Linked DNA regions of Homo sapiens: region 2 is linked to region 1. Evidence: read pairs that join two places in POLR2A ChIA-PET (ENCODE). Cell type or tissue: B cell. All regions are shown on one strand. Links, peaks and the distances in the headings refer to the core of each region. The heading gives the core; the rest is flanking DNA.

Region 1 (4,354 bases), core at 355-4,354:
AACAGTGGGCAACTTCCCAGTACTGTTAGGAGAATCCCAAGTCTAATGCAAAGTTGATTTTTTACCAGCAATGAATGATAGACATGGTCTCCATTGCTCAAGGCTCTGGGAAGATCTAGACTAGAGAAAACGATCATCGACTTCTACCCACACCTGAGGGCCTCAGTTCTTCCCTCTGGTCCATGGCTGCCATGGTAACCCCTTATAAAGGTGTTTCCCCAGGGGTCCCTAGAGTCCTCTGAGTCACCATAATTCTGGGGTCAACAGAAGTGGAGAGGTGAGAGGAGACACTCCCCTGCCCTGGCTGGTCCCACGTGTTCCTGGCAGTAACCTGTCTGGGGAGCCTCGCCACCCCTGTGCCCACCTGCGGAGTTATGCAGTGGTCCCCAACTAGGGCCCCTGCCACCCTCATTCCTAAAGGAGGCTGGAGACTTCTTCCATGGCCGAAAATCCACATCTAAGTCCCCAGCACTGGCTAAAAGGCCCTGTCATGGGGGCTCCCTGTCCCAGCTGACATTGGAGGAAGGATGGTGGGGGAGGCAGGGACCTTCTTCTACTTGGAGCTCAGGGACCCTCTTCCATTCGCACCTGGCTCCTCCTCTTTGCTGGTGCTGGAAGGAGCAGGGGAAAGTGGTGACTCCACCCTCCCTTGGCCCCATATTTTTCGGAGCTGGTATCATCGATGACACCCCTCTTGGATCCTCACACAGGCCTGCCTGGAGAACAGCTCACAGCACAGTGCCCTCCCAGCAGGTGATGAGTCTGGGGTGCTGGTCCGGTAATGCTTCAGGAGTGACGGCAGAAAAAGGAGCTCTGTCTTCCCCTCTGAAAGTAGGGAGATGGCAGGGCCCCAGCATTCACATCCTAGGCCACAGGGGTGTGGGTGTTCAATGTTGGTTGCCAACACCACAGCCAATCACTTCTAGAAGCATTTGCTTGTTTGCTTGCTTGTGTTTCTACAGTGTCAAGTGCTACATGCTCTTAAACTCAGGGTGGGGGAAGATTTCACCACTGGAGAGGGTGGTCTTTCCTGCTCTTATCCCTGGGGGCATCTGATGCTTGTGACTTCCAGATGGTATGGAAATAGCCCCAACCCTGGGCACCAGGAGACAGGAGGCTCAGTCCTGGCCTTCTCCGCCTCAGCCTTGTCCTGCTGTGAGGTTTCCACAAGGCACCCCATGCCACTGGGCCATTCTCACCTGGGAATTGAGAAAGAACAATCTGCCCCTTATGGAAAGACAAAATGAGGCAAAGGGCCCCTGTGTTGGGGGCAGGATCCCTGCACTCAGAGGGATTTAGAAGCTGAAATAACTGGGTTGGGGGCGGTGACTCACGCCAGTAATCTAAGTACTTAGAGAGGCCAGGGAGGGTGGATCCCCTAAAGTCAAGAGTTCGAGACCAGCCTGGCCAACATAGTGAAACCCCGTCTCTACTAAAAAAGTACAAAATTTAGCCTGGCGTGGTGGCGGGCGACTGTAATCCCAGCTACTAAACAGGGTGAGGCAGGAGAATCACTTGAACCCAGGAGGTGGAGGTTGCTGTGAGGCAACATCATGCCACTGCACTCCAGCCTGGGTGACAGAATGAGACTCCAACTGAAAAAAAAGAAAGAAAGAGAGAGAGAGAGACAAAGAGGAAGGAAAGAAAGAAAGAAAGAAAGAGAAAGAAAGAAAGAAAGAAAAGGAAAGGAGGAAGGAAAGAAAAAGAAAAAGAAAGAAAGAGAAAGAAAGAAAGAAAGAAAGAAAGAAAGAAAGAAAGAAAGAAAGAAAGAAAGAAAGAAAGAAAGAAAGAAAGAAACTAAAATAACTAAATAACTGAGTAACACCACACTACCTGTTCTGGAGAAAGGACTTTTTTCTTGTTGTTGTGGTTGTTGAAATGGAGTCACACTCTGTCGCCCAGGCTGGAGTGCAGTGGCGCGATCTTGGCTCACAGCAACCTCTGCCTCCTGGATTCAAGTGATTCTACCACCTCACCCTCCGGAGTAACTGGGATTACAGGCTTGCGCCACCACACACAGCTACTTTTGTATTTCTAGAGAGTTGGTGTTTTGCCATGTTGGCTAGTCTGGCCTTGAACTCCTGACCTCAAGTGATCCACCCACCTCAGCCTCCCAAAGTGCTGGGATTACAGGCATGAGCCACCGTGCCCGGCCTGGAGAAAGGACTTTAAATGACACAAAGTGGGAAGAGCAAGGCTGTGGAGATCTGCTGCCCTGGCTGAGGTAGCTCATGCAATCAGTCTCTCTGAGCCTCAGTCTCCTGATATGTGAAATGGGATGATAATCATACCTCCTACACAAGACAAGTGGCAGGTCAGACGTGAGAATGCACAGGCAGGCCCTTCGCAACTGGATAGGCTCTATACAGGTGTGGAAAGGAGGAGGAGAAAAAAGAGGACGGGCTTCCATGGATGGATAGGGCATCTTTCGGCGTGATGTGTTTTGAGTTCCAAAGCTGGGGAAGAGATTCAAATCTTCAAGAGCTCTTCCAACTTTGAGATTCTCTGATGGTTTCAGGGCTATGGGAGGAAGCGCTTGTGGTCCGTGTCTGTTCCCGGGATTTCGGTTTCTTGGTTTGTGTCTCTGCTGCAGGTCCAGGGAGCTGGGGCAATACCTTGAGAGTCTGAGTTCTTCGTCCCCAGTGACCTGGGGGAGCCCCCCACCCAACCCCCTCCCTCCGCCCCGCCCCAAGGCTCAGGGAAAGGGGAGATCAAAGTGTGGGGTTGGTTCCCTCTAGTGGTCAGTGTTAGCACTGCATCCAGCTGACTCAGGTGGGCCCAGGAGTCGTCAGCAGAAGTGGAATTCAGGACTGAATCATGCTCACAACCCCCACAATCTATTGGCTGTGCTTGGCCCCTTTTCCCAACACACACATTCTGTCTGGTGGGTGGAGGTTAAACATGCGGGGAGGAGGAAAGGAATAGGATAGAGAGTGGGATGTGGTCGATAGGGGTCTCAAGGACTGGCTATCCTGACATCCTTCTCCGCATTCAGGTTGGCCACCATGGCCTGCTGCCAGAGGGCACCCACCTGAACCTTAAAGAGAGGACAAGTTGGGTGGTGTCTGTGGTTGACACTCTGTGCACAACCCTCACAACGCTGGTGACGGTGGGAAGGGAAAGATGACAAGCCAGGGGACATGATGCCAGCATGTGTGGGAGGAGCTTCCAAATTATCCATTAGCACAAGCCCGTCAGTGGCCCCATGCATAAATGTGCACAGAAACAGGTGGGGGCAACAGCGAGAGAGAAGGGGCCAGGGTATAAAAAGGGCCCACAAGAGACCAGCTCCAGCATCCCAAGGCCCGACTCCCCGCACCACTCAGGGTCCTGTGGACAGCTCACCTAGCGGCAATGGCTGCAGGTAAGCGCCCCTAAAATCCCTTTGGGCACAACGTGTCCTGAGGGGAGAGGCGGCGCCCTGCAGATGGGACGGGGGCACTAACCTCAGGTTTGGGGCTTCTGAATGTGAATATCGCCATCTAAGGCCAGATATTTGGCCAATCTCTGAATGTTCCTGGTCCCTGGAGGGATGGAGAGAGAGAAAAAGAAAACAGCTCCTGGAACAGGGAGAGTGCTGGCCTCTTGCTCTGCGGCTCCCTTCTTGCCCTCCGGTTTCTCCCCAGGCTCCCGGACGTCCCTGCTCCTGGCTTTTGCCCTGCTCTGCCTGCCCTGGCTTCAAGAGGCTGGTGCCGTCCAAACCGTTCCCTTATCCAGGCTTTTTAAAGAGGCTATGCTCCAAGCCCATCGCGCACACCAGCTGGCCATTGACACCTACCAGGAGTTTATAAGCTCTTGGGGAATGGGTGCGGGTCAGGGGTGGCAAGAAGGGGTGACTTTCCCCCACTGGGGAAGTAATGGGAGGAGACTAAGGAGCTCAGGGTTGTTTTCTGAAGCGAAAATGCAGGCAGATGAGCATAGGCTGAGCCAGGTTCCCAGAAGAGTAACAGTGGGAGCTGGTCTCCAGCATAGAAAGCAGTGGTCCTTCTTGGTGGGGGGTCCTTCCCCTAGGAAGAAGCCTATATCACAAAGGAACAGAAGTATTCATTCCTGCATGACTCCCAGACCTCCTTCTGCTTCTCAGACTCTATTCCGACATCCTCCAACATGGAGGAAACGCAGCAGAAATCCGTGAGTGGATGCTGTCTCCCCTAGGCGGGGATGGGGGAGACCTGTGGTCAGAGCCCCCGGGCAGCACAGCCACTGCCGGTCCTTCCCCTGCAGAACTTAGAGCTGCTCCACATCTCCCTGCTGCTCATCGAGTCGCGGCTGGAGCCCGTGCGGTTCCTCAGGAGTACCTTCACCAACAACCTGGTGTATGACACCTCGGACAGCGATGACTATCACCTCCTAA
Region 2 (4,338 bases), core at 339-4,338, 54 kb before region 1:
GCATGCACCTGTAATCCCAGCTACTTGGGAGGCTGAGGCAGGAGAATCACTTGAACCCAGGAGGCAGAGGTTGCAGTGAGCCAAGATCACGCCACTGCATTCCAGCCTGGGTGACAGAATGAGACTCTCTCTAAATAAATACATAAATACAAATAAAGTTTTTGTTTATTTCTGCAGGACTTTTCAAAGCCTTTGATAGGATCAACTACATAATGACTCTCCAAGAGCAGAATCTAGAACGCAGCTTTTCCCAAACATTATCAACGCCCCCTTTTTAAGGGCACAGCATGGGAGATTAGCGTTCTGTTGAACACACTTTGACAGCGCTAACTTAGTGACATGTATTAAGCTCTGCTGTATGCCTTTGTTTGCTCTATAGGTCAGGCAACAGCCCATCAGGTCTTTATAGTTCATTCTCCTAGTGGCTGAGCGTCTGTGGCCATTTGAGGGCTCCAGATTGAGGATGTGAACAGAGAAGGGTGGAGTTAATTTCAGAAGGCTTCGGGGAAGTAGTGGTGCTCAGTAAGTCAAGCCTTGAAGATGGAGTAGGAAAAAGCTTGGCGGTGGGGGCCGCGGGGGCTCTGTTATCACCCTGCCCTGCCCCCTGCCAATATCCTTGCCCTCTCTGCGGTCAGGGCTGAAGACGATCGTGGGGGCCCTGATCCAGTCGGTGAAAAAGCTGTCGGATGTGATGATCCTCACTGTCTTCTGCCTGAGCGTCTTTGCGCTGGTAGGACTGCAGCTCTTCATGGGAAACCTGAGGCAGAAGTGTGTGCGCTGGCCCCCGCCGTTCAACGACACCAACACCACGTGGTACAGCAATGACACGTGGTACGGCAATGACACATGGTATGGCAATGAGATGTGGTACGGCAATGACTCATGGTATGCCAACGACACGTGGAACAGCCATGCAAGCTGGGCCACCAACGATACCTTTGATTGGGACGCCTACATCAGTGATGAAGGTAAGAATGGGGAGGGTGACGGGCAAGGGGGATCCTGTCCCAGTCCCTAGGGTAGCCTCTGACTCCACATTTTCTTTTTTTTTTTTTTTGAGATGGAGTCTCACTCTTGTCACCCAGGCTGGAGTGCAAAGGTGCCATCTCAGCTCACTACAACCTCCGCCTCCCGGCTTCAAGCGATTCTCCTGCCTCAGCCTCCCGAGTAGCTAGGATTACAGGCATGTGCCACCAGGCCCAATTAATTTTTGTATTTTTAGTAAAGATAGGGTTACATCATGTTGGCCAGGCTGGTCTCGAACTCCTGACCTCATGTGATCTTCCCACCTCGGCCTCCTAAAGTGCTGGGATTACAGGCGTGAGCCACCGCTCCCCGCCCTGTCTCCACTTCTTATGAGACAAATAGTATGGCGAGGACCTGAGCTTAAAGCTAGCACTTGGCAGCCTGTGTCACCTCTGACTAGTCACTTGATCTCCCCAGCCCTCCGAATCCTCACCTATAAAATCAAGATAACAATACCTTCCTCAAAGGGTTACTGCAGCAACAAATGGCAAACTGTTTTAAAAACCCTAAAGTGCCAGGCACGGTGGCTCACGCCTGTAATCCCAGCACTTTGGGAGGGCGAGGCAGGCAGATCACCTGAGGTCAGGAGTTCCAGACCAGCCTGACCAACGTGGTGAAACCCCGTCTCTACCAAAAATACAAAAATTAGCCGGGCGTGGTGACGCATGCCTGTAATCCCAGCTACTCCAGAGGCTGAGGCAGGAGAATCGCTTGAACCTGGCAGACAGAGGTTGCAGTGAACCGAGATCATGCCATTACACTCTAGCCTGGGCAACAAGAGTGAAACTCAGTCTAAAAAAAAAAAAATCCTAAAGCTCTCACTATGCAAAGCAAGAGTCTATAGTTCCTACTCCCTAACCTGTGCACCCCCTGTCCTCCTTCATCACACCACATTTTCACATGCTCACATCCTGGCAGGGTCACCATCACCCACCCACACACCCACATCCTATTCACATATGCATCTTCACAGGCACACATGCCAGAAACACACACATTCTCACACAGCCACTGTTAGTCTACATAGCGCCTTCTTGCAAATTAGGAAAAGGTAACCCTTCTCACCCTGGCACCTGGATTCCAGCCCCCACTCACCCTTCACTCAGGGGCCCTACATAGGTACACAATAACCCCATGCACACACGTACACGTTCCGTCTCTGTGCCACTGCTGCGTCATGACTTTTCGTCCACACTGGGCACTGGGCTGACAGGGCTCAAGCTGAGCTCCCTGCCGAGTCCCTACCCAGAGACCTTGGAACTTGGAGCTGTCCTTAAAGGACGGGGAAGAGGCAGCCAGGGAACATCCGTTTGGTTTATGTGGTACGCGCAGACCTGTCCACAGGTGTGCAATGGGCGCAGGTGCTCACACTGTGTCCATGTGGGTGACTTGCCTCCTTTGTGGCCTCTGACTCCCAAAGGGAACTTCTACTTCCTGGAGGGCTCCAACGATGCCCTGCTCTGTGGGAACAGCAGTGATGCTGGGTGAGTGATGCTAAGGGATGCAGAAAAGGCACCCCAGGGGTCTTGGAAGGTGGGAGCTGATTAGAGATGAGGACCTGGGGGGCATGGGAGTGCAGGGAAACCTGTGGGCATGGATGGAATACTTTTCTGTTTGGGGGACACAGGCAGAACTGACGGAATTTTTCCCTTGGGGTCCCTATCTGCCCCCAGCTGGAGTGCTCCTCCCACCCTAAACCCAGCCCCCTGTCCTATTCCTAGGCACTGCCCTGAGGGTTATGAGTGCATCAAGACCGGGCGGAACCCCAACTATGGCTACACCAGCTATGACACCTTCAGCTGGGCCTTCTTGGCTCTCTTCCGCCTCATGACACAGGACTATTGGGAGAACCTCTTCCAGCTGGTACAGCTGCCCCCACCCTGCCCCCCAACCCTACAGCCACTCCCCCTCCATCCCTGCAGCCTCTTCAGGGCCTGATGGGGCCTACCACAGGATGGCCAACCCCCGAACTGGGCCATCTCCTCATGGACTCCCGCAGTGCCCTTATAGGAGCTTGTGCTCTCTGAAACTAGACACCTGCCCCGAGCCAAGCCACAGCTTTAATTCTTTCCACACCTTTGCTTTCAGAGCCAAGGTCTGGACCTAGCATAGGCACAAGCCCAGGACCCCCTAGGCCTCATGATAGCCAGTAGGGCAGCTTAGAAATCCAATGCTGCCTGCCGGGCGCGGTGGCTCACGCCTGAAATCCCAGCACTTTGGGAGGCAGAGGTGGGCGGATCACGAGGTCAGGAGTTCGAGACCAGCCTGGCCAACATAGTGAAACCCCATCTCTACTAAAAATACAAAAATTAGCCGGGTATGGTGGCACGGGCCTATATTCCCAGCTACTCAGGAGGCTGAGGAGGGAGAATTGCTTGAACCCGGGAGGCGGAGGTGGCAGTGAGCCGAGACCACGCCATTGCACTCCAGCCTGGGCGACAGAGCGAGACTCCGTCTGAAAAAAAAGAAAGACAGAAATTCGATGTTGCCCATACTTTATTTGCCTTCTACTGTTTGCAGGGAAGGCAGGCTGAGCCTGGAGTGACAGTGCCTTCTGATGCCATGTGATGTTTCTAACATTGATGGTGTTGATAACAATAACAAAAATAATAACAGCTACTGGCTGGGTGCAGTGGCTCATGCCTATAATCCTAGCACTATGGGAGGCCGAGGCAGGCAGATCACTTGAGGTCAGAAGTTTGAGACCAGCCTGGCCAGCATGGCGAAACCCATCTCTACAAAAAATACAAAAATTAGCCAGGTTTGGTGGCAAACACCTGTAATCCCAGCTACTCAGGAGACTGAGGAAGGAGAATCACTTCAACCTGGGAGGTGGAGGTTGCAGTGAGCCGAGATCACACCGCTGCACTCCAGCCTGGGCAACAGAGTGAGACTACGTCTAAAAATAAATAAATAAATTGATTAAATAATAATAATAGCTACTATTTGTTGAGTTCTTACTAGGTGCCAGGCACTGTGGCAAAGCTAGAATTCAAGCTGACCCCAAACCCATGTTCACCAATTTTCTATCCTGGCTCTCTGATAACAGGATGCCTGGCTTCGGTCCTCCTCTGAGCCAGGAGACCAGAAACGTTTGAGTCCCAAGTAGATATTTTGAAGTTCCCCAGAACATGGCTCAGCATGCCAATGACGGCCATCAGTCCCCCAGGCTCTGTGAGGGAGGGGCTCTGCTTACCCATGCGGGCAATGGATGTATGGAAAGGGGCACTGGGTCAAAGGAGGTGGACGTCATGGGACCCCTCCACTCCCTCTCCCTCCACTCCCAGACCCTTCGAGCAGCTGGCAAGACCT

The links. ChIA-PET counts read pairs that join two places held together with the same protein. Peaks named below come from ENCODE experiments on the same cell type or tissue, not always from the same donor. Only the 100,000 strongest peaks of a DNase experiment are listed, where the experiment ranks them.
Region 2: POLR2A ChIA-PET joins it to region 1 with 7 read pairs; 9 of 35 experiments call an interaction of 5 or more read pairs at or near these places.

The regions. Positions count from the first base shown.
Region 1 is chr17:63,910,197-63,914,550 of GRCh38, reverse strand. CSHL1 (chorionic somatomammotropin hormone like 1) reads left to right here and starts at 3,293. Exons shown (of 5, transcript NM_022579.3): 1 at 3,293-3,364; 2 at 3,627-3,806; 3 at 4,016-4,131; 4 at 4,225-4,354. The coding sequence starts at 3,355. It overlaps LOC112268204 (a long non-coding RNA gene), which reads right to left and starts at 2,631. Exons shown (of 3, transcript XR_002958148.2): 1 at 2,292-2,631. In B cell, for the core only: CTCF peaks have their summits at 2,528 and 2,732 (motif pointing left); DNase peaks (open chromatin) are centred at 2,369 and 2,730; H3K27me3 peaks cover 467 bases.
Region 2 is chr17:63,964,653-63,968,990 of GRCh38, reverse strand. SCN4A (sodium voltage-gated channel alpha subunit 4) reads left to right here. Exons shown (of 24, transcript NM_000334.4): 6 at 636-968; 7 at 2,447-2,510; 8 at 2,748-2,889; 9 at 4,314-4,338. It overlaps LOC105371858 (a long non-coding RNA gene), which reads right to left. Exons shown (of 4, transcript XR_934910.3): 4 at 2,418-2,486. Among named protein-coding and RNA genes, the nearest start is that of SCN4A, 6.1 kb to the left of the region's middle. RefSeq lists an enhancer at 190-690 and a silencer at 1,502-1,700. In B cell, for the core only: no CTCF peak of the experiment used is centred there; no DNase peak of the experiment used is centred there.